Regions from separate parts of the Mus musculus genome. Here regions 1 and 2 are each linked to region 3. A link is a loop called in an ENCODE intact Hi-C map of the cell type or tissue named here. Cell type or tissue: heart. All regions are shown on one strand.

Region 1 (8,000 bases), 170 kb after region 3:
CTTCTTTCTCCTTTAACAAAGTGCTGGCCTTGATTTGTATTCATCCATAAATATCGCCAGGTGAAATTGCTTGCTAATGAGCTGGACAGATGGCTCAGCGGTTAAAAGCACTGGCTGCTCTTCCAGAGGTCCTGAGTTCAAGTCCCAGCAACCACGTGGTGGCTCAAAACTATCTGTAATGGAATCTAATGTCCTCTTCTGGCATGCAGGAATACATGCAGATAGAGCACTCATATATAAAATAAGTAATAAATCTTTTTTTTCCATTTTTATTAGGTAAAGTAATAAATCTTAAAAAAAAAAAAAACAGCAATTGCTTGCTGTTGCTTCCTTCCTGGGGGTCTGGATTTTTGTTGTTTTATTTGAGACAATATGGACGCCAGGCTGACCTTAAACTCACAAGCCTCCAGCTTCAGCCTCTTGAGTGCTGTGATTACACACATTCAGCTTGGATTGTTATTTTACTTTATTTTACTTTATTTTATTTTATTTTATTTTATTTTATGTGTGTGGGTTCTTTTGGCTGTGTACTATGTGCATGTTCAGTGCCTTCAGAGGCCAGAAGGCACTACATCACCTGAAACTGGAGCTACAGACCACTGTGAGCAACCATGTGGATGCTGGGAGTCAAACTTGGGTCTTTGCAAGAACAGCCAGTGCTTTTAGCTGCTGATCCATCTCTCTGGCCCGTCTGCTTGGATTTTAAAGTAAGTGTTATTTACAAAGTGCTTCTTCATAGTAACATCTCTGATGTCTTCCCAGATCTTTTTCTCCTTAGATCCCTGCCTAGCAGACTTTTTCCCTTGATAAAAATGTCAAAGCTTTTAGATAGCACACATCTACAATACCATGAAGGCTTCCCTCTCCTGTGGGAGCCCTGCAAAATTTGAATTAATGCTGCTCTCAAATGCAGCGGTGCATCGAGCTCCTTGGGTCATGACCCACTACAGAGTGTGGCTTGAGGTGGCAGTTGCCCAAATGCTTGCTCTTTTTCAAAAGGCCTTTGTGATTAATGATCTGGTCTTTGTGTAACTTTTTTTTTTTTTAAAGAAAAGTTTTGGGCCTTGGAAAATGGCTTAGTGGGTAAAGAAGTAAAGACTTGAGTTCAGATTCTCAGCACCTACATAAAAAGTGCCACGTGTGTGTGCTGACGGTGGAGGGTGCAGGGGTGTAGAGACAGGCAAATCCTGAGTGGCTTGCTGGCCAGGCGGTTTAGCCGTATCAGTGAGTTCTAGCTTTAGTGAGAGACCCTCTCTCAAGCAAAACCAAGGTGGACAGTGATGGAGGAAGGCTTCTGACTTCCAATAGCATGAGAAGGGGTATGTGTTTGCATTAAACACACACACACACATGCACCACACACTAAATAAACACATCTTTTTTTTTTGGTTTTTGTTTTTCAAGAGATGGATTCTCTGTGTAGCCCTGGCTGTCCTAGAACTTGCTCTATAGATCATGCTGGTCTTAACCTCACAGAGATCTGCCAGCCCCTGTCTGTTGAGTGCTGAGATTAATGGCATGGGAGATATCCCCAGCTAAAATTCTGTATGATACATTATTCAGATACAAAGCACAATCTCTGACTTACTGTGATTTGACTATTTATTTATTATTGCTGACCTGTTTTGAGTCAAGGTCTCTTTATGTAGTCTTGGCTGGGATGGAACTATTTTTTTTTCTTTTTTAAAAACATTTTTATTTATTTTATGTATGAGTGCTCTACCTGTATATACACTTGCATGCCAGAAGAAGGCATCAGACCCTGGTATAGATGGTTGTGAAACACCATGTGGTTGCTGGGAGTTGAACTCAGGACCTTTGGAAGAGCAGGCAGTGCTCTTAACCATTGAACCATCTCTCCCAGACCCTGGAGTAGAACTCTTTTAAGAAATCAGCCTGTCTCTGCCTCCTGAGTACTGGGATTAAAGGCACCTGTCACCACTTCCAGCTATATTAAAAAAGAAATCTATAGTAGTGTCAATTGTTTCTCTATCTTTTGGCTAAAATGTATCATAGTGCCAAAGTGATAACATGGTTAATAGAATTGTATTTCACAATTTTTGATGCCTTTCTGGGCTAGTAATAGGCAGGACAGCAGCAGCAAGTGTCTCTCAGCTGTGTGATCAGGAAGATAAACTACTGTGTTATTTAAATGTGGTGCTTGGAAGGTTACTAGATTACTAGATTTCTGTTTATAGTGGGTTTATCTGGTGGTGATTCCATCAGAAAATAGTGGAACATTTAAATATTACTTCATGAGGTTGCTCCAAATATTTATGCAAGGAAGGGTCTGACATCTTCATTTGGTAGAGAAGAAACAGGCAGAGGGGCCATGAGTCCTCTAGAGTCCTGTAATCTTCTTTGCAGCTACCGTCCTAGGGACATCTCCCTGTGAACAAGAGGTGTGCCTTCACCCCCTGTTGTATCACGGAGTGGGGTTTTGTTGCTTGTTTGAGACAGGGTTTCATTGGGTAACTCAGGTTGGCTCTCAACTAGTGGTCCTGCTTCAACCTCTTGAATACTGGGATGGTTTATATCACCACACCAGCTTTCCCAGGCACTTTTTAAGAAAGGGTTTCCTTCTATTTCTGTCTGTCTGTTTTTTTGTTTGTTTGTTTGTTTTTTGAGACAGGATTTCTCTGTATAGCCCTGGCTGTCCTGGAACTCACTTTGTAGACCAGGCTGGCCTCGAACTCAGAAATCTCCTGCCTTTGCCTCCCAAGTGCTGGAATTAAAGACGTGTGCCACCACCGCCTGGTGGGCATGAAATATCTATGTGTGGATAAGAATAGCTTTGATGGCTTAATCTTCTTGCCACCACCACTTTCAGGTTTGAAATACCATGGCTCCTTAGGTCTCACCCTAAAGCCCAGGCTGGCCTCAGATTCATGGCAATCCTTCTACTTCATCTTCCCAGATGCTGGGATTACAGGCATGAGCTATCACGCCCTACTTTTTTTTTTTTTTTTTTTTTTTGGTTTTTCGAGACAGGGTTCCTCTGTGTAGCCCTGGCTGTCCTGGAACTCACTTTGTAGACCAGTCTGGCCTCGAACTCAGAAATCTGCCTGCCTCTGCCTCCCCGGTGCAGGGATCAAAGGCGTGCGCCACCATGAAAAAAAAGCCCGGTTGTCGGCCTTTTTTTTTTTTTAAGCAATTTCTTGGGCTGTGATATAGTCTCGGGTAAAAGTGCTTTCTGTTCAGGCCTGATGACCTGAGTTTGACCCCTGGATCCAAAGTGCCTCTAAGAGCTGGCTTGTGCCATAATGTCAGCCAAGTACCAATTCTTGAGGACTGTCCTCTGACCGCCACATACTCACCATGGAAGATACTCAAACGCACGTGTCATACACAAATATACAGAATAATACATTTTGAGGGGGGGAAAACAGGTGATGGGCTCTGGGGAGTGTTCACACCCTGGGAGCCAGTAACCTTGTTCAATAAAGCATTTTTGAAAGGTAAGTCCAACAGTGTGAACACAGCTGAAAACCAGGTAGGCAGGTCTCTTGCCCTCCTGGACATTATCGTTTAGTGAAGAAATCTCCGATTCACGACCAAGCTCCTGCTGCGTGACCCTGGACTCTTCTGTTCTTGTTCTGTAAAACAAGTGGGCTCTGACTGTTCTGACCAAGGAATCTGTCACTTACATCCTCTGGCAGTGTTCAGACTGTGGCAGGCAAACCTCCGGGGTTTTGCGCTACCGTCTGCCTTCCTGCAGGGGCGCTGTTCAAGATACGAGAGCGTTGAGGTTCCGAAAGCTCTTGTCCCTCGCCGCCCGCCGTCGTCCTCGCCGCCGCCGCCGCCCGCGTCCGCGGAGCCGGAGGAGGCGGAGCTGGCTTGCCCCGGCTCCCAAGCGGAGCGGTAGAGGAGGAGTCGGTGCGGCAGGTCCTGGCGGCCGAGATTCGGGCGCAGAGGCCGCTAAGGCTGGCAGGGAGCGGCGGTATCGCGGGGAGAGCGGCGCCACGGGCTGGACGCTCCCGGCGTGAGGCGTGCGCTCCATGCGTGCGGGCCGAGTGCGGCCCCTGCGAGCCTCCGACATGAAGAAAGACGTGAGGATCCTGCTGGTGGGAGAACGTGAGTCCGCGCCCTGCCCGGCCTCGCAGCCCGGGTGCCCTCTCCAAGCCTGCCAGCCCCTTTGCTCTTCCCTACCGTGGCCCTCTGCTCCTCGCAGGCCTTGTCCCCCTTCAGTCCCTAACGCCCGGTCCTCTCGCTGCGAAAGCTGTCGCCGTCGCCACCACCTCCTCGAGTTCTTTCCTCTTGGGCCTCAGCGTTTGTCGGGCCACCTCCCGTCCGACCCTCTGGTCGCCTGTCAGTCACTCATTGCCAGGCAGATGTTGGAACAGGCAGACTGAGCACTTGGGACTGCGGGAACCGGCTGGCGGGGGACACTAGGGGGAGGAGGAGTGCAGAAGTAGTCGACTTGGGAGCAAGGTCAGGTCTCTGGAATTTTTTTTTTTTTTTTTTTTCACTTGCTGCCTTCACTGCTACTGTGCATGGGCATTAAGAGAGAGCGTTGGCTTGCTTGAGTAAGTAGCTCAGTAGTAGAATTCTAGCATGCATAAAAACCTGGATTCAGTCTCCAGCACCAAGAAGAAAAAAAAGAGCTTAAGATAGCGGGATTTTTTAAAAATTAGATTTTTTTTTTTTTTTTTTTGCCGTACTTGTGTCGAACAAACTCCTTCAAGTTAATAATATGAGTATTGAGTGAACGATACTTAACTAGGGAGGGATCTTTAGATGGGGCGATTGTTACCCTAAAAGTCTTAATTTTCGCTCCTTGTTAGACATTCCATAGTTCTGTAGTAGTTCTTTTAATAAGAGCAGGCATATAGGGCTTCCGAACAGGCACATGTTCCCATGCTCTTTAAAGATAGATCTCACTTTTTTCCTGGTAAAGAAGACAAAACAACAAAAACAACGCTTTTGCTGGCTGATAGGAATGCAGTATAGAGCAGGGATTTCTGATCTTACTGCGAGGTACATGACTTAATCATGGCAACTAAGTTAAAAAGAGGGGTTCATTAGTTCATGTTTTGCCATTGCTGATTTGAAGCATTCTATTATAAACCACTCAATTATATCTTTAAGTAGCCTCTCTAGGTCGCTGTGATACATTCCTAAGGAGGAAAGTGTACATATTAAGAAAAAAAAAACAATTTTGGGGGGGTGGGGTAGGGTGTGCTCTTAGGGCCCAGACAGAGCAAGTCAGATCCCTCGGAGCTAGAGTTACAGGTGGTTTGAGCCACCAGACTTGGGTTTTCTGCTTTTAACCACTGCAGCCCCAAGTCTGCTGGCCTCAGAAAGGGGCGGGAGGGGAGGAAACGACTGTGGACTGTTGATCCGTGTAGCTGTAGCAGCTTTTGGGAGAACTCTAGTCAAAATTGGGAACTAAGCTCCCGTGAAGCATAGTTTGCTTTTTTATTTTCAGTTATGGGTTTTTGGCCTTATTTATAATGGTATCTTACTCTTTCTTTTGCATCAAGTTCTCTAACAGTAAAGGAAGACATTATTTAAGGCATGGTTGGTGCTGATACATTTGGGGGAAAATTAGGGAAAGTGAGCAGGTGACCCCTTAATTGTATTTTCTAAAAGTCTAATGCTTTTTAAAACTCAATTTGTAAAAAAGATATTTTGGATTTGGTGTTCAATATAGGAACCGATGATACAGCATTAGTGTATAGACTGAGTAGAAATGCTATACATGCTGGGCGTGGTGACGCATGCCTTAATTCCCAGCACTGGGGGGGTGGGGAGGGGGGCGGGCTACAAAGTGAGTACCAGGACAGCCGGGGCTACACAGAGAACCCTGTCTCGAAAAAAAAAAAAAAAAAAAAAAAAAAGAAGTGCTGTACATATGTCAGATTCAGTGGCACCGTAGGACATTTTACATTAACTTTAACAGTATTACTTAGGAATATGCAGAAGTTTAAAATTTGTTAGAAAAAGTATGTCATGTAGTCCTGAAAGCCAGCTAGAGAATCGGAACAACTCTGTGTGGGTTTTCTGACCACAGGGAGCAAGTTATAAGAGAAAGCCTTAGCTTTTGAAGGAGACCCTGCTTTTTCCTAAGAGGATGGTGCCAACCATGTGGTTGGCACACATCTGTGAGCCATTACTCAGGAGTCTGAAGTAGGAGGATGGTTAATCAAAAATTTTCAAGGACTAGCGTGTGTAGCTTAGTGGTAGGGCACTTGCCTTACATGTAAGAACTTCTGCTCAATCTACAGTATAGCGTAGATATAGGGTAAGGTTGGCATCAAAGCGTTAGGCCATCTACTACTATTAAGAAAGCAAACTATAAGCCGGGCGTGGTAGCACACACCTTTAATCCCAGCACTTGGGAGGCAGAGGCAGGTGGATTTCTGAGTTCGAGGCCAGCCTGGTCTACAGAGTGAGTTCCAGGACAGCTAGCATGGTTTCACAGAGAAACCCTATTTTGAAAAAGCCCAACCAAACAACTAAACAACTAAATAAACCGTATCACATGTATATATTTTCCATCCCCTTCTTCTTTTTTCCCCTCTCTACCCTTTTCTCATTAAGGTAAAATACTAAGTTTGCTAGGCTGCCTGGGAAGTGGTTGTATAGTGACCTGGAACTTTTGGTCCTCCAGCTGTACCTCAAAGGCCAGGATTGCTGGTTTGTCCCACCCTGCTTAGTTTTTGTGGTGCTTTGTATCAAGGCTTAGTGCTTGCTAGGTAGCACTCCACCAAGTGAGCTCCTCAGCTCTTATACAAATGCTTTCACAGTTTGAAATGTTAGAAGTATAGTTATACTTAATTGAAGTATAGGATATCAGTTATTTTAATGAGTAGTATTTGGTAGGTAAATCCTTTTTTTTTTCCCCTTCAGTTTTTCAAAAATGGTTTCTCCGTATAGCCCTGGCTGTCCTGGTATCCTGGAACTCATTCTGTAGACCAGGCTGCCCTCGAATTCAGATCTGCCTGCCTGTCTCCCAAGTGCTGAGACTAAAGGTGTGCACTACCACCCAGCCTGAGCTTTACTTCTTACGCACGCGTGCGTGCATGTGTGCGTGTGTGTAGGTGTAGGTGTGTAGGTCTGAGGAGAGCTTGTGGGAGTTTGTTCTTTTCGACCATGTGGGTTCTGGGGATTGGACTTTGGTAGTCAGGCTTTGAGGTAAATGCCTTCACCTGCTGAGCAGTCACACAGGCCCTACTTTTTGAGTTAATGTAAATACTTGTCAGCCTTTAGCCTAGCTGTAGCATTTTAAATCCTAGATTTAGGGCTTACACTTGTAATCCTAGCACTCAAGTGGGGAGCCAGGGGGGAGGAGATCACCACAGGTTCAAGGCCAATTTGGCTTATCTTAGTGAGTTCTGGCAAGTCTAGGCTACATAGTGAGATACTATCTTCAAACACAAGTACACACACACACAAAGATTTTAAAATTAAATGACTAAATGGTATGTAAGTGTGTGTCAGAGACTATTTTAAAATATATCTGGCTCATTATCTATTCTTCTGATATTAGACAAAAGTTATTTTGATTTGAGGTTTTGTGTTTTGTTTTGTTTTTTAAAAGAATTATTTATCTTATGAGTAGAATACACTGTTGCTGTCTTAAGACACACCAGAAGAGGGCATTGGATCCCATTAGAGATGGTTGTGAGCCACCATGTGGTTGCTGGGAATTGAACTGAAGACCTCTGGAAGAGCAGTCGGTGCTCTTAACTGCTGAGCTATTGCTCCAGCTCGTGATTTGAGTTCTTAATATGCTTATTTAAACATCTAGTTTTCATTTGCTTTCAGATGGTTGCAGGTGGGGGAGGCAGAGAGAAGGAACAGCCATCCATTCTGGTATGGTGAATTTCAAGTCTATTCTTCTGGGTCATTCTGTTATTTTGTGTTTCTGTCAGTGTCCTCCCTGAGCCAGGCAGGGCCACTTCATTCATTGACTCTGAAGTGGTGATTGGTTTCCGTGTTGTATTAGCTCAGTCATCTTGCTCTACCGGTGCAGTGAAAGGATGTCTTCTTGGACC
Region 2 (8,000 bases), 100 kb after region 3:
TCTGATTCACTGTGCATGAACACTACTACTAAACCGTTTGCACACAGCCATTCATGGTCAACTGATTGTTTTTAATTCTTAGAACTGTTTTTGATGTGTGGTGTTTTTAATTCTTAGAACTGTTTTTGATGTGTGGATGTGTGTGTGGTATATGTGCATGTGCTGTACAGGTGTCTGGGTGAGTGTATGCATAGGGAGCCAGCAAACAAGACTGAGACCATCCAGGTTAAGAGTTAAGCCAAGTTGAGCCAGCCTGGACAACAGAATAAGACCCTGCCTCAAAAAATAAAAAATAAAAATAGGGGCCAGTTAGAAAGCTCAGCAGGAACCAAGTGGTGGTGGCCCAGTCCATCGATGCCAGCACTCGGAAGCCAAAGGCACGGTGACAATAAGGACTAAAGTGATTATAATAAAAACGAAGCCTTGTGTAGAGATACTTAGTCATTCCCGTTTCCTATACAGAAACTCTTCTTCCCGCTAGCCTAATCCCTCTCTTCCAAGTTGAGCAAACTTTCCCCAAGTCCTTCCTTACAAGGATTCCCTCTGGTCACCTGGCAATTATCAGTACCTTTTATTTTGTGCAACAATCACCCAGTAATATGAGTATATCTAGACTTCTAAAGGATCTTATTTTGGGTCGGTGAGATGAATCAGAGGGTTAGAGCACTTGCAACCAAGCCCACCAAAAACCCACACAGCACAAAGAAAGAACTGACTCTTGAAAGTTTTCTTGATTAGGAGAGAGAGAGAGACAGAAAAGAGAGCACGTGCGCGAGCGCGCACACACACACACACTTAGAAATAAAACAAAAACCTCGTCTCTCACCCACCACTGGGAACGGTGCTTTGCTTTCCAGAGTAAGTTCCCAAAGGGTGGTGGTCAGGGGAGACTGTACCTTAAGTCTCTCTTGCTCTACACCTGGCTTGATGAACTTTCTCAGCAGCCACTTCTCCTGTGACTTTTTCCTCCGTCTGTTCTCCGGACAGAGAATGGAGTTACAAACTTCAACAGCAGTTTTATATTGGATCAAGGGCACGTCTATCAAATTCTCCAACCTCTGAAACGGCCCAAACTTCTTTCTGTGTTCTACAATATTGACGGACTTCCTTCCTCGAAGCAACCTGAAAGCTTCCAGTTCTTTATCAGAAGCTGTATTCAGCACTTGTAAGATAGAAGCCTGCTGCTCCAGGGAGAAGAGCCTGTCCAATGGATTCCCGGGCTCCTTTCCATCTGTATCACAAGCAGCAACACTGGCAACACGTTTCTCAGGTGCAGTGGATTTCCTCACAGAGCAGGTGTTATTTAGGACTGGAGGCAGGGATGAGTACTCTGGGACTGGAAACCATCTCCTCCCTAAAAGGGAAACTTGACTTATAATGTTCTCCTTGACAGTTAATACCCAAGCTTGTGCAGTTATACAGACTTGCACACAGACCATATTATCACAGAGAATTGTCTTTAAGAGGAGTGTAGAGCTGGTTGTAGTTGTGCACACCTTTAATCCCAGCACTGGGGAGGCAGAAGCAGGAGGATCTCTGAGTTCAAGGGCAGCCTGGTCTACAGAGGAAGTTCGGGACAACCAGGACTGCACAGTGAAACTCTGTATTGAAAAACAAACAAAACATAAAGAGTAGTTTTACAATAATTACAGTTATCTATCTTTGAGGGTTTGTTTGGTTTTTGGTTGGTTGGTTGGTTGGTTTTGATCATTGGTAGGGTTGGGTTTGTTTGTGGGGTTTTTGTTGTTGTTTTCTTTTTTGAGACAGGATGTCACTGGATAGTCTTCATACTCAAATTCAGTATGAAGACCAGGATGGCCTTGACTTCATAGTAATTCAGCTGCACCAGGATAGCCAGTACTACACAGAGGCGCTGTCTCAAGGAAGAAGCTGTAGTTGCCTGGCACTGTAACTCCGTATGTACAACCTCAGCACCTGAGGGGCAGTCCATACAAGATTCAGATTCCAAGAGTTTTATGACAGTCTGGACTACCTGAGACCTCATCTCCAAAAATTTAATTAATTAAAATAAAGAAATTGTAGTCTTCTCGGGATAAGTAGAGTCCACCTTTAATACCAGCATTTGAGCCAGGCAGTGGTGGCACGTGCCTTTAATCCCAGCACTTGGGAGGCAAAGACAGGTCGATTTCTTAGTTCAAGGCCAGTCTGGTCTACAAAGTGAGTTCCAGGACAGCCAGGGCTACTCAGAGAAACCCTGATTCAAAAAAACCAAACAAACAAACAAAACCAGCATTTGGGAGGCAAAACCAGGCAGACCTCTGAGAGTTCATGGCCAGACTGGTCTAGTACAGTGTTCCAGGCAATGAGACTGTTTGCTAAAGTAAAAACAATCAAAAAAGTTAAGGGCCAGTTAGATAGGACCTAGTTTCTGGCAAGGCCTTGGTTTCTATACCTAGAACCACTTAATTTTAATTAAAATTATTTCAAATGTCTGCTACTTATGGCATTTATAATATTATGAGGATTTTTTGTATCGCCTCTTATGATTGATCTCCAGTTCCATTTTTTACTAGTTTATCATCTGATGGAACTAAAGGAAATTAAACTTTATACGTTTATAATAAATGTTTTAGCTGGTCAGGAGTGGTGTTCCTCACTTGCAATCCTAGCATTTAGGAGATGGAAGCAGGAAGATCAGGATTTAGCTACATAGTGAGTTGCAGGCCAGCTTGGGCAACATGGAGCTCTGACTGGGGCAAGCGGGGGCTGGTGATATTAACTAAGTGGTGGGGACGGTTTATTTTGTTCTGCATGGTTCTCAATATTGCTAACAAGGCTGTATTTTTGCAAGCAGTCTACATTGTGCAATGGATAACTTTATAAGACAGTGTAAAGTCATCCTCCCAGCGCGGCCACAGGAAGACGACACAGCCAGAGGCTAAGCGAGCTACTCCGGCCCGGGAAGGGGCGCACGCGCGTGGACCCCGGGCCATTAAAGCGGACGGGCTCCGGGGCTGGGGGACATGAACGCCCCTCAGCTCCGCTACAGCTCCACGCTGGACAACCGGACACAGGGCAGAAGAGAACCACTCCCGGTTACAGGCTAGTGACTGGAAAGCAATCCACCTCGTGCTCAGGAACCCTACCTCCGGCCTTGATGAGGCAAGCAAGGTTTGTCCTCCAAGCCATCGCCAGGCTCTTTCCCACGCCTGTGTTCCTCCTCAACTTCCGGTTTCGTGTGCTCCAACAAAAAGTGCTCGGCCGGGGCTGGGCAGAAGGGTTCCGGCGAAAGCGACAGTCTCAGGGAAATGCCAACGGAGTTCCTAGTAATTGATGGCTGATGGTCTCTGGAGAAAGTGTGGCCGTTCGGGATCGCCGAGATGCATAGGAGTAGACTAGGTTTAATCCTGTTTTGGGGCGAGTCTCCTCTGGGTTCCCAGACACACAGCAGACAGTGGGGAGCCTATATGCACACATGTAACCCTGTCCGGAGTTGAGAGGAGGAGTATCTGGGAGAGATGCACGGGATAAGGCCAATGTATGAGGTCGCTTTGACGCTGGGCACTTTTGACTGTTTGAAAAGGATGGGGGGAGGTGAGTCTGGAGCCACATTTGATCCTTGGAATGCGAAGTGGAACAGTTGAAAAAGTCGGGCAGGTTGCTTGTTTTTTAGTTGCAAAGTCAGATTAGAGGGGCTTTCTAGAAAAAAAGAAAATTGGTCATTTGCAGCCAATGTGAGGCTGGACTGTAGAAGAACCTGAGGACAAGAAAGAGGAATCGGAAAGTTATTGTGATATGTTTTATAAAACAATTGTTGTGTTTTATGGAGCGCGGTATGGTGTGGTGAGGTGCCCATCCTGAGGCATCCCCTCCTCTCCGAGGTACCCAGCTCCAGTATGGCATAGAGTTTATTGGGGGGGGGGGGAGTTAAGAAGGGAGTAGAGGCAGGGAAAGGGGGGAGAGAGAGAGAGAGAGAGAGAGAGAGAGAGAGAACACGAACGAACTGGTGGCCCAGTACACGTTGAAGAGGACGGGGAGGGAGAAGAGGAGAGAGGGGAAAAGGGGTCAGAGAGAAAAGAGTCAGAGAGGGCAAGCAGTTCCTTTTAGAGCAAAGCCAGGCCTACCTGGCTGTTGCCAGGTAACTTGGGCGGGGCGTAGGAGGAATGACAACAGATTTTCTTGCCAAGGCAGAGTGAACTGTGGGGAATGAAACCTGGGCTAAGGAAGAAGAGTGGAAAAGGGTCTAGTAATGGGTTTGTGGTTATATTAGACGTCGTAGCTAACCTATAATGCCCACACTTAGGAGCATGAGGAGAATTGTGAGTTTGAGTCCAGTCTAGGCTATGTAATGAGTTTGAGGCCACCCTAGACTACAAAAATGACTCTGTCTCAAAAGGCATCAACAACAAAAGCTATTCACAGGCTCAGCCGTTCAGAGTACTTGTTGCTCTTGTGGAGGATCCGGCTTTGGTTCACAACATCCACATGGTGGCTGACAACCATCTATAATTCTGGTTCCGGGGATGTCCAATAACCTCTTCTGACCTCCACAGGCACCAGGCACAGACTTGGCACACAGACATACATGTAGGCAAAACACTCATATACACAAATTAATAAGTCTAAAATAAAAGTTATTCTTAAGAGAGCCTGGGGGCTGGAGAGATGGCTCAGCGGTTAAGAGCACTGACTGCTCTTCTGGAGGTTCTGAGTTCAAATCCCAGCAACCACATGGTGGCTCACAACCATCTGTAATGGCATCTGATGCCCTCTTCTGGTGTGTCTCTGAAGACAGCGACAGTGTACTTACATATAATAAATAAATAAATAAATATTTGAGAGAGAGAGAGAGAGAGAGAGAGAAAGAGTGCCTGGTGTGGTAACACATTCCTGTACTCAAGCATGAATTCCAGGTCAGCCTGGGCTGTCATAGTAAGACCTAGTCTTAAAAAAAAAAAAAAAGGGTTAGTTAGGGAAACTCATGGAAATTCTATGAATCTTAATGATGTCTCCAGAATGTAAGGATCTAACAAAAATAAAGACAATTTTAAAATCTTCCAAATTTTTTTTTCTTTTTAGGTTTTTTGAGACAGGGTTTCTCTGTGTGTAGCCCTGGCTGTCCTGGAACTCACTCTGTAGACCAGGCTGGCCTCGAACTCAGAAATTCACCTGCCTCTGCCTCCCAAGTGTTGGGATTAAAGGCGTGCGCCACCACACCCTGCTCAAAATTTTTTAAAACACAAAATTTTATACAGAATTCTTTCATTGAGTACCACAGAGATGCTGAAATGGACCATGGGAAATTTATTCCCTCACACTTCAGGAGTGCAGACACCTGTGACCAGAGTGTCAGGAGGGTTGGTTCCTTCTGAGGACTGCAGGAAATGCATGCTTCTCTCTGACCTTCAGATGACTACCTCCTCCACATATGTGTCACTCTGCTGTCACTAGGCATTCACACGGACATCTCATGAGAACAGCAGCCATGTTGGAGTGGCCACAGATCCAGTCCTGTGTAATCTCATTTTGGGAGAAGGAAGTGTTTTTGAGATAGGCTCTTATGATGTTGCCCAGGATACCCTTGAACTTCTGGGCTCAAGGTCTCCTCTCCTCTCAGCCACCTAAGACAGTGGAGCTATGTCCCAGGTCACTTGTCAGTCTTATTCTTTTGACTGTGTAGTGCTGGGACTTGAATCCAGAGCCTCATGTGTGTTAGGCAAGAGCTACCCATTCCTCAGCCTCCGTGTCATTTCAACTAATGACATTGCCAGTGACCTTCTTTTCAAATAAGGCTGCCTACTGAGGTACTGGGAGTTCCGATTCAATATATCTGTTTTGAAGGATGTAATTGAACCGTTACCTCTCAGAAAATAGTAAGTTCTGGAGTGAAAAGGCAGTCATTTCTTTCTGAATTGGAAGCTTTAAAAAGAAAGAAAGAAAAAAGATTTGGGGGCTGGAGAGATGGCTTGGAGGTTGGAAGCACTGACTGCTCTTCCAGAGGTCCTGAATTCAAGTCTCAGCAACCACATGGTGGCTCACAACCATCTGTAATGGGATCTGATGCCCTCTTCTGGTGTGTCTGAAGACAGAGATGGTGTACTCATATACATAAAATAAATAACTCTTTTAAAAAATATTTATTTTTTAAATTCTTTTAAAATTATGAATGTGTATGCGTGTTGGGTAGGGTGAGGGGTGACCGAAAGTGCAGGCGTCTGAGGAGGCCATAGGACCCCTTGACGTTAGAGCTGTCCAGGAGTCACTGATGTGGATGCTGGGAATAAACTCCGGTCCGCTGCAAGAGCAGTGCTACCTTTGAACTGAGCCACCTCTCCAGCATTTACCTTGAAGTTTTACAATTTCAAATCCATTTATGTATTTGTGACGAGGTTGTGCAGCTGTACACGCACATGCATGATGGTCTGAGGACAATTGACCGGATATGGGTCTTACCTGCTACCACGTGAGTTCCAGGAATCAAACTCAGGTCATCTGGCTTGGTGGCAAGACCCTTTCCTCAGTAAGCCATCTCACCAGCCTATGTAAAAAATAAAATGCCCCCAGGCAGTGGTGGCACTTGCCTTTAATCCCAACACTTGAGAGGCAGAAACAGGTGGATCTCTATGAGTCTGAGGCCAACCTCGTTTATAGAGCTAATTTCAGGACAGCCAGGGCTACACACAGAAACTCTGTCTTCCCAAATGAAAAAACAAAAAACCAAAAACAACAACAACAACAAACTTCATTCTAACGTGACCACTGTCCTCAGGAGATGTCTGTGTGAATGCCTAGTGACAGCAGAGTGACACATCTGTATGTATGACCTGAAGGTCAGAGAGAAGCATGAAATCCATTTCCTGCAGAGTCCTCAGAAGGAACCAACCCCCCTGACACTCTGGTCGCAGGTGTCTGCACTCCTGAAGTGTGAGGGAATAAATTTCCCATGGTTCATTTCAGCAGCTCTGTGGCACTCATGCCTGAAACAAACCCTTCGGAGCCCTCGGGGTGCCTTTGAGATATGGTACAGTTCAGGAAAACACAACTGAGTTCTTGCTAGCTGCCAAAGCAGGGAGTTTCCCCTGAGCCTCAGGTTCCTCATTTGTAAGTTGGAGGCGGCAGTAGCTGCCTCACAGGACTTGGGACACCGAGTAAAGTGAACATATGTACAACATACGCTCTGTGGGTGCTGGTTTTCCCATCAGAGCGTCGTCTGTTCTTCAGAGTTGATGATTAATAGCTTTGACAGGAAACGTCCTCCTCAGAGCCTCCATTCAGAACTGCACTTTGACCAGAGACTGGAGGTGGCAAGGAAAGTGACAGGCTAGTCATCGTGGGTCACTGCAAACCAGAACCAGGGTGCTCAGAATGAAAGTGGTCATCTTCCTCCTGAAATCAGCTGCTTCTCCTTTCCCTGTTTCTTTTTCCAGATAAATGTCCTTGAAACAAATTAATTTTGTTTGTAGAGATATTTTTTTAAAGATTTATTTTATTTTATTTTATTACATGTGAGTACACTGTAGCTGTCTTCAGACACTCCGGAAGAGGGCGTCAGATCTTGTTATGAATGGTTGTGAGCCACCATGTGGTTGCTGGGATTTGAACTCAGGACCTTCAGAAGAGCAGTCGGTGCTCTTAACCACTGAGCCATCTCACTAGCCCAAGATATTTTTTTTAGTCAGTCCTCCATAGTTAGATACGGTGGTGCACATCTATAACCATAATGCTCTGGAGGCTGAGGTAGGCGGATGGAGGCCAAAGGCATCCTGACCTAATTAATGGTAAGACTCTGGCTAGGGTGGGTGTAGCTCTGGCCTAACATATATGAGGCTCTGGATTCAAGTCCCAACACTGCACAATCAAAAGAATGAAGATGTCAGAGGACCTGGCCCCAGGTCTAAAAAGAGAAAAACCAAACAGGGCTGGCAAGATGGCTCAGCAGATAAAAGCACTTGCTGCTAATTCTGACAGCCTATGTTAGCCCTTAGAACCCATGTGGCAGACTTGACCCAAGTTATTATTCTCTGACCTTTACACATGCA
Region 3 (8,000 bases):
CAGAAAGGGCATTTGAGATGGCTCAGTGGGTAAAGGTGTTTGCTGCTGAGCCTGGTAATGTGAGTTCCATCTCCAGGGCCCACTTTTAACCCCTCTGGCCTCTACAGAGATGATATCACATACATATGGGCAAGCAGAGTGAGCACCCACCATTTACAGACACAGGCAATGACTGGAGTCACAGGGCCACATACAAGAAATTGAGAAATTCACAGAGGCTGGAAGAAGCTGGGATGCCTCTCTAGGTCTTCTCATCTCTCACACCAACCTCCAGCGTATCAGAGGCTCAATCTGCCTGCCTTCATTCCTTCCAAGGTACCAGGCCAGAACTGAGAAGGACAACAACACAGACTTGTCTTTAAAGATTTATTTATTTATTATATGTAAGTACACTGTAGCTGTCCTCAGACACTCCAGAAGAGGGCGTCAGATCTTGTTACAGATGGTTGTGAGCCACCATGTGGTTGCTGGGATTTGAACTCTGGACCTTCGGAAGAGCAGTCGGGTGCTCTTACCCACTGAGCCATCTCACCAGCCCGTTTTGTTTGTTTTGATACAGGGTTTTTCAGTGTAGCCCTGCTGTCCTGGAAATCACTCTTTAGACCAGGCTGTCTTGGAACTCACAGAAATCCAGCTGCCTCTGCCTCACAAGTGCTGGGATTAAAGATGTGCACCACCATTATCTGGCCAATATATATTTTAAATTTTGAGTTTGCGTATGTATGTATGTATGTGCTGTAGACAGAGGTCAGATCCCCTGGAACAGGAGTTACAGAGAATTGTTGGCTCCCACGTGGGTGCTGGGAACTAAACCCAGGTCTTCAGCAAGAGTAGCCAGTGCTCTTAGCCACCGAGCCATCTGTCCGACATCATAATATATCTCTAAAGATGAGACGTTCATGGTCAACTAGCAACATCATGCACAGCCTCAGGTCACTTAATGTCAGTTGACAGCCAATTCTCTATGGTTGCTTTTAAAAAAACCTGTTTTCTTTTAATTTATTTTATTTTTGAGACAGGGTGTCTCTGTGGCGTCCTAGCTGTCCTGGAACTCACTATGTAGACCAGGCTGGTCTTGAACTCAGAAATCCACCTGCCTCTGCCTCCGGAGTGCTCGGATTACAGGTATGTGCCACCACTACCCGCAAATGTTTTCTTTTACTTTAAGTTTTGTTTTTGGTTTTTCGAGACAGAGTTTCTCTGTGTAGCCCTGGCTGTCCTGGAACTCACTTTGTAGACCAGGCTGGCCTCGAACTCAGAAATTTGCCCGCCTCTGCCTCCCAAGTGCTGGGATTAAAGGCGTGCACCATCACCCAACTTACTTTAAGATTTTTAATCATTCGAAAAAAACAGAAAAAAATTTTAATCATATGTGGTAACATACATGTATGTGTTAGCATACATGTATGTGTTATATGGTAGCATACATGTATGTGTTATATGGTAGCATACATGTATGTGTTATATGGTAGCATACATGTAAGTGTTATATGGTAGCATACATGTACGTGTTATATGGTAGCATACATGTATGATGTATGATAAATGTATGATGTGTAGACATGTGTTTACAGAAGTTAGAAATGGTCCAAGGGGACCCTTGGAGCTGGAGTTACAGACAGCTGCTGAGCTGTAGCTTCAGTTATAATGTTTTTTTTTTAACTTTAATTTTTATTTCATGTGTATGGGTGCCTTGCCTACATATATGTCTGTGTGCTATATACATGCCTAGCTCCCCAAACAGGCCAGATAATGGTGACTGATCCCTGGAACCTAGAGTTACAGACAGTTGTGAGTCACTATGTCAGTGTTGGGAATTGAACCCAGGTCCTCAGGAAGAGTAGCCAGTGCTCTTAACTGCTGCACCATCTTCCAGCCCCCTAATTAACAACAAAAAACCCACAAACAAAACAAACAAATAATCAAACAAAAAACACTTAACTGTGCTCAATAGCTCTGTCAGAATGGTATTGAAGACATTCAAGTAGAGAGGACCGTTAAAAAAAAAAAGATGCCCAGGCAGTGGCTCACACCTTTGATCCCAGCACTTGGGAGGCAGAGGCAGATGAATTTCTGAGTTCAAAGCCAGCCTGGTCTACAGAGTGAGTTCCAGGACAGCCAGGGCTTCACAGAGAAACCCTGTCTCAGGTAGGGGAAAAAAACGATGGGTCTGAAAAGATGGCTCAGCGGTTAAGAGCACTGACTGCTCTTCCAAAGTTCCTGAGTTTAATTCCCAGCAACCACATGGTGGCTCACAACCATCTGTAATGGGATCTGATGCCCTCTTTTGGTGTGACTGAAGTCAGCTACAGTGTACTCACATAAATAAATCTTAAAAGAATGATTTATTTCCATCTTATGTGCATTGGTGTTTTGCCTGCACACATGCCTACATAAAGGTGCATCAAATCTTGGCCTTCTAGACTGCTTCCAGTTGCCATGTTAAGTGCTGGTATTTGAACCTGGGTCCTGTGGAAGAACAGTCAGTGCCCTCAACTGCTCAGCCCTATCTCCAGCCCTAGCTGAAATACTTTGTATGACAGTGAGGCTTACACACAGCCCTTTGCTATACTAGAGGTCTGTACTGCTGAATGACAGCCCAGCTCAGAAGCAGACAACCTAGAGTGACAACCTAGAAGATTGGCACCTTAGTCCAGAATCCAGTACCCATCATGGTGTGATGCAGCAGATGCCTAAGAGCGTGAGTACTTTAGTTGTGGTCTACTGAAGTGTCAACAAAGCTACACCCAGCAAGAGGAAGCTGCCTTCAGCCCCAGCTGTGGGCCACTGAAGAGTGCCTTTAGGATCCTTTTAGAATCCTCTCTAGGAATAGGCAGGCCTTCCCTTCCCTAACACCTCTCTGTTGCAGGACTATCATCAGCTACAAGGTCTAATACGTGGGGGCTGGAGAGACAGCTCAAAGGCTAAGGATGTTGGCCGCACAACCCTTGACTGGAGTGTGGATCTCAGCATCCACATAAGCCCTGTGTGACCTCCTATGCCTGTAACCCCAGGACCGTGAGAGATCAGTGGAGCTTCAGGTTCAGGGAGGGAATCTGCCTCAAAGGAACAAGGCAGAGAACGATAGAGTCCATCCAGGGGCTGGAGAGGTGACTCGGTGGTTCAGAGCACTGGCTGCTCTTCCAGAGGACCTGGGTTCAATCACCCACATGGCACCTCACAACTGTCTATAACTCCAGTTCCAGGGGATTCAACACTCTCAAACCAACGCAAGAGAGAGCCCATCCAATCTGCTCACGTCACAGATTTAGTATGGTCTAGAGCCTTATCATTTAAAGTATCCATTGACTTATATTTGTATCCATGTAAACGTGTGTGCACGTGTATATGCGTGTAGAAAAAGGTGGACATTAAGGAGTCTTTCTCAACTATGCCACCTGCTTTTTGAGGTATGATCGCTAGCTGATCCAAGCTTCCTGGCTTGGGTTCACTGACTGTCTGAGGAAATCTAGGTATCCTTTCTGTCCCCGCCACGCTTGGCCTTTACACAGATGCTGAACATTAAACTCAGCTCCTCACACTGGAATGGCAAGTAGCCAGGGTGGCTCAGCCGGACTGTGGCTTTCTGAAGATGTGATCATTCAGTCTTGTTTTCTTCCAGATTTGATTTGCTGTTTGCTGTGGTCATGGTAACCATGACCTTAACAGCTTTTCTGTGTGTGTGTACAGAGTGAAATCATGTGTGCTCACACATCTCTATGTGTGCACATTGAGGTCATAGGACAGCCTCCGTGTCAGTCCCACCATATACCTTGCTAGGGACTTGGTCTTCTTGCTTCTCTGCTGGGTACATTGGGCAGGCTGGCCCTGGAGGAGCCCTGGCTAACATGTTTGCAGTACAGTTGGCTTTTACATCAGTTTCTGAGATCTGAATCCTAATAAGTCACTGAAGCTCCCGGTAGCCTGTTTTTACTTTTAATTGTGTGCATTGGCACGTTTGTGAATGCAGATACCCACAGAGGCCAGAAGAGGGCAGTGGATCTCCGGGAGCTGGAGTTACAGCTGGAGTTAACTGACTTGCCTGAGGTGAACTGAGCCCACGTCTTCTGCAAGAGCATTTTGTTTTGTTTTTGTTTTTGGTGGGGTTTTTATTTATTTATTTGCTTTTTTTTTTTTTTTCGAGACAGGGTTTCTTTGTGTAGCCCTGGCTGTCCCTCGAACTCAGAAATCTTTCTGCCTCTGCCTTCCAAATGCTGGGATTAAAGGCATGTGCCACCACTGCCCGGCCCCGCAAGAGCAATTTAAGGTGCTCTTAACTAGAATCACCTTACTAGTCCCTGTATTTTTTGAGACAGGGCCTCACTGTTTGGCCTGTGTTGGGCAGGAAATTCTAGATTCCCTTGCCTTGACCTCCGACTTGCTGGGACCCTGGCATACACCAGCAACCAGCTCTAGGGGTAGCCCGAGCACTGGAGACACCCATGGGGCCTCATGCTCAATCAACACTGGTGGGAAGTCCCCTAAATTTTACTATTTCCAAACTACTCCGCGGTGCTTTCCAGGGAGCATCTGCTGACGATTTGGGGTTCCTCCTGTTCTCATGTCTGCTCATCTTCAGTTTCCTCTTCCTGCGGAGACACGAAGATCACACAGGTCTTGCAGCAATTATGGTTCCTCTCTAACAACTTGGATTTGTGACTCACGGGAATCCCCTGCCACAGACTTTCAGTGTCACCTATATAATTTTACATCTATGTAGTCACTCTATTTCATTTATTTGTGTATATGCACATGTGTAGAGGTCAGAGGACAATTCCGGGGAGCCCATTCTCTCCTCTCACCATGTAGGTCCCATGGATGGAACTTAGGGTGCCAGGCAGGCTTAGTGGCAAGTGTTTTCCTTTACCTGTTTGGATTTTTTTGGGGGCGGTGGGGGGCCTCTCTTACTCTCCCCTCACGGAGTAGCATTCCAGGCTTGCTCCCGTCTTGTTCCTCTCCCAGGAATGTTCCCCAGATTGACCTTATCTGATCCTCCACCTTCATCTACCTGAGTGCTGGGATTACAGGCTTGCTCCTGTCATTCTGGTTCATGAAGTACTGGGAATCAAACCCAGGGCTTCACAGATGCCAGGCAAGCACTCTAGCAATCAAGCTACACCCTACACCTTAGTTCCTCGTCCTCCTCATGCTCCTGGAACTCTCTTTGTAGATCAGGTTGGTCTCAAACTCAGAGATCCGCCAGTCCATGCCTTCCAATGCTGGGATCAAAGCTGTGCACCACTGCACCTGGCTAGCTCTTCTTACTATGTGAGATTCTGAGATATCAAAAGCTCCAAGTAATCACTACAAACTCCCTAGAGTCCATATCTAGAACATTTTACCTAGGCGAATGAAAATACGAAGATCTGTAAAGACAAACTCATTAAGTATAAAGAGCTGAGTACACAGAGAATGAAGACAGGGGCCATTCACAGGAAAACCTCTCATTCACACAGAACGACAAAGAGAAACAGGAAGCCCAGAGAAGAGAGCAGATTTTCTTATGTAGAACAGGGTGTCTTCTAAGTTCTAATTCTGGTGGCAGTGCACCCACCACACTTGGCCCAGAGTTTGTCAAACTAACTGCATTTTGCTGATGCCCTCCTTAAAGAAGTACAACTACAATGTAAATAAGCATCGCATCTCACTTCAGTATGAACAGACTGGACTATGACTGCTCCAGTTTGAAGCCATCAGTCAGCCAGATTATAAAGCCAGCTTGATCCTCTCTAGGGACAATTTCCATCAATTCACAGAGACCCAGGAAGAGGGAATCACAACCGAGGAACTGTCTTGATCCTGACAAATGTAGGAGGGCTCAGCCCACTATGAGCTGTGAGATCCTGGCTGTATAAGAAAGGTGGCTAGCCGGGCGTGGTGGCGCACTCCTTTAATCCCAGCACTCAGGAGACAGAGGCAGGCGGATTTCTGAGTTCAAGGCCAGCCTGGTCTACAGAGTGAGCTCCAGGACAGCCAGAGCTACACAGAGAAACCCTGTCTCAAAAAACCAACCAACCAAAAACCCCAAAAAAACAAAACAAAGAAAAATTAAAAAAATTTTTTTTCATTCAAATTTAGTTTTGCATACAGGCAATAAGTTTAAATTTAAGATGCAATTGTTTCTCAGGAGGCAGAGGCAGGCAGATTTCTGAGTTCGAGGCCAGCCTAGTCTACAGAGTGAGTTCCAGGACAGCCAGAGCTATACAGAGAAACCCTGTCTCGAAAAACCAAAAGAAAAAAAAAAGATGCAATTGTTTTTAGAAAGTAAAAAATCAGGGATGGGGGCCCTCACACCTTTTAATTCCAGCACTCTGGAGGCAGAGGCATGCAGTTCTCTGCATTCCAGGCCAGCCTGGTCTATGGAGCCAGTTCTAGGACAGCTAGGACTACATAGAGAAACCCTGTCTCAACAGAAAGAAAAGAAGAGAAGAGGAGAGGGAGAGGGAGAGGGGGAGGGAGGGAAGGAGAGAGAGAGAAAGAGAGAGAGAGAGAGAGAGAGAATGAATCAAGAGCCAGGAAGATCTCTAAATTCAAGGCCAGCCTAGTCTATATACTGAGTTCCAGGCTAGTCAGGGGTACATAGAGACCACAAAAAAAAAATCCCACACATTAAACATACATTTAATAAAGAGAGAGATGAAGACATGTGGAGAAAAATGCTTCATCTCCATGTATATATTATAACATGTATTTACATATTTATATATAAAATGTGTATTATTTATATATTTATATAACATATATTACTTAGATATTATAACATGTATTAGCCATGTGTTTACGTGTAAGGCACCATGCTGGGTGTGAGATGAGATACAGGATGTAAACAACAGATAAGCAGCCTTTTCAAGTTATAATAACAGCTAAGAAAGATGCCTGGAACCAGAAAAAAACTTTTCTTTTCTTTTCTTTTTTTTCCAAGACAGGGTTTCTCTGTGTAGCCCTGGATGCCTTTAATCCCAGCACTCGGGAGGCAGAGGCAGGCAGATTTCTGAGTTCGAGGCCAGCCTGGTCTACAAAGTGAGTTCCAGGACAGCCAGAGCTATACAGAGAAACCCTATCTCCAAAAACCAAAAACCAAAAACCAAAAAAAAAGAAAGAAAAAAATCAACTACAGATAATCGCAATGTTTTCCGAAGAAACTGTTTTACGAGTGTGCAGTGTGCAAACAGAAAATCCCAAATAGAATAAGGTAGATGAAGATATTTGATTGATTGATTAATTGATTGATTGACTTTTTGAGACAGGGTTTCTCTGTACAGCCCTGGCTGTCCTGGAACTCACTCTGTAGACCAGGCTGGCCTCGAACTCAGAAATCCGCCTGCCTCTGCCTCCCCAGTGCTGGCTTTTATTTTCTATTAAATTTCTAATGAAAAGTATATTAAGATTGGATTCATTATACTCACAAAAAACCACAAAATACATTCTGTTAATTTTTCATTTTTTATTTTGTTTCATAAGGCTGGATACGGCACTCTAGAACCTCTAACATGAGAAGGGCACTTACTTATACATAAAACGGGAGGAAAAGTCATGATTGTCGAAAGGGAACATGAATCCCCAAATAAATTATCTTACAAAAATACCACACTTGCTTTTCCACTTTTTTTTTTTACTATTGATAAAAAACAAACAAAAATTCACATTAAAAATTATATGTATGCTGGTATAACAAGACCACGATTTTTTTACATATTAAGTAAGTCAAATAAATATTTTACAGAAATTTAAGTTTAAAAAAAATAGGTCAAGTATTTATCCTTTATTTCCTTGGTCCACTAAAAGACCAGTTCTCAACCTGACATCACACTGACTATAACACTGCACACAGCCCGTGTGCACGGCTGAGGAAAGATGCATGGGGCCTGCTGTGCACACGTGACCTGCTAACACTGCTGTGTTCTTCCAAAAGTAGCTTCACCTTGAGGAATGCAGACCTCTGCCCTCTCTGTGTCACACTCCAGTAAAAAGATGCTAACACTGGCTGTCACAGATGCTGG

Evidence for each region. Peaks named below come from ENCODE experiments on the same cell type or tissue, not always from the same donor. Only the 100,000 strongest peaks of a DNase experiment are listed, where the experiment ranks them.
Region 1: a loop joins it to region 3, with 2.6 times the contacts of the local background. A loop is called at or near these places in 7 of 42 quality-filtered maps.
Region 2: a loop joins it to region 3, with 2.3 times the contacts of the local background. A loop is called at or near these places in 11 of 42 quality-filtered maps.

What each region holds. Positions count from the first base shown.
Region 1 is chr11:80,205,250-80,213,249 of GRCm38, forward strand. It overlaps Rhot1 (ras homolog family member T1), which reads left to right and starts at 3,802. Exons shown (of 19, transcript NM_021536.8): 1 at 3,802-4,074. The coding sequence starts at 3,999. In heart, CTCF peaks have their summits at 3,718 and 4,407 (motif pointing right); a DNase peak (open chromatin) is centred at 3,792; H3K4me3 peaks cover 2,315 bases; H3K27ac peaks cover 1,135 bases.
Region 2 is chr11:80,138,970-80,146,969 of GRCm38, forward strand. It overlaps Tefm (transcription elongation factor, mitochondrial), which reads right to left and starts at 3,184. Exons shown (of 4, transcript NM_183275.2): 1 at 3,108-3,184; 2 at 897-1,354. The coding sequence starts at 3,150. In heart, no CTCF peak of the experiment used is centred here; DNase peaks (open chromatin) are centred at 3,132 and 7,112; H3K4me3 peaks cover 2,165 bases; H3K27ac peaks cover 1,827 bases.
Region 3 is chr11:80,039,069-80,047,068 of GRCm38, forward strand. It overlaps Crlf3 (cytokine receptor-like factor 3), which reads right to left. Exons shown (of 8, transcript NM_018776.2): 8 at 7,425-8,000. Among named protein-coding and RNA genes, the nearest start is that of Crlf3, 38 kb to the right of the region's middle. In heart, a CTCF peak has its summit at 3,984 (motif pointing right); no DNase peak of the experiment used is centred here.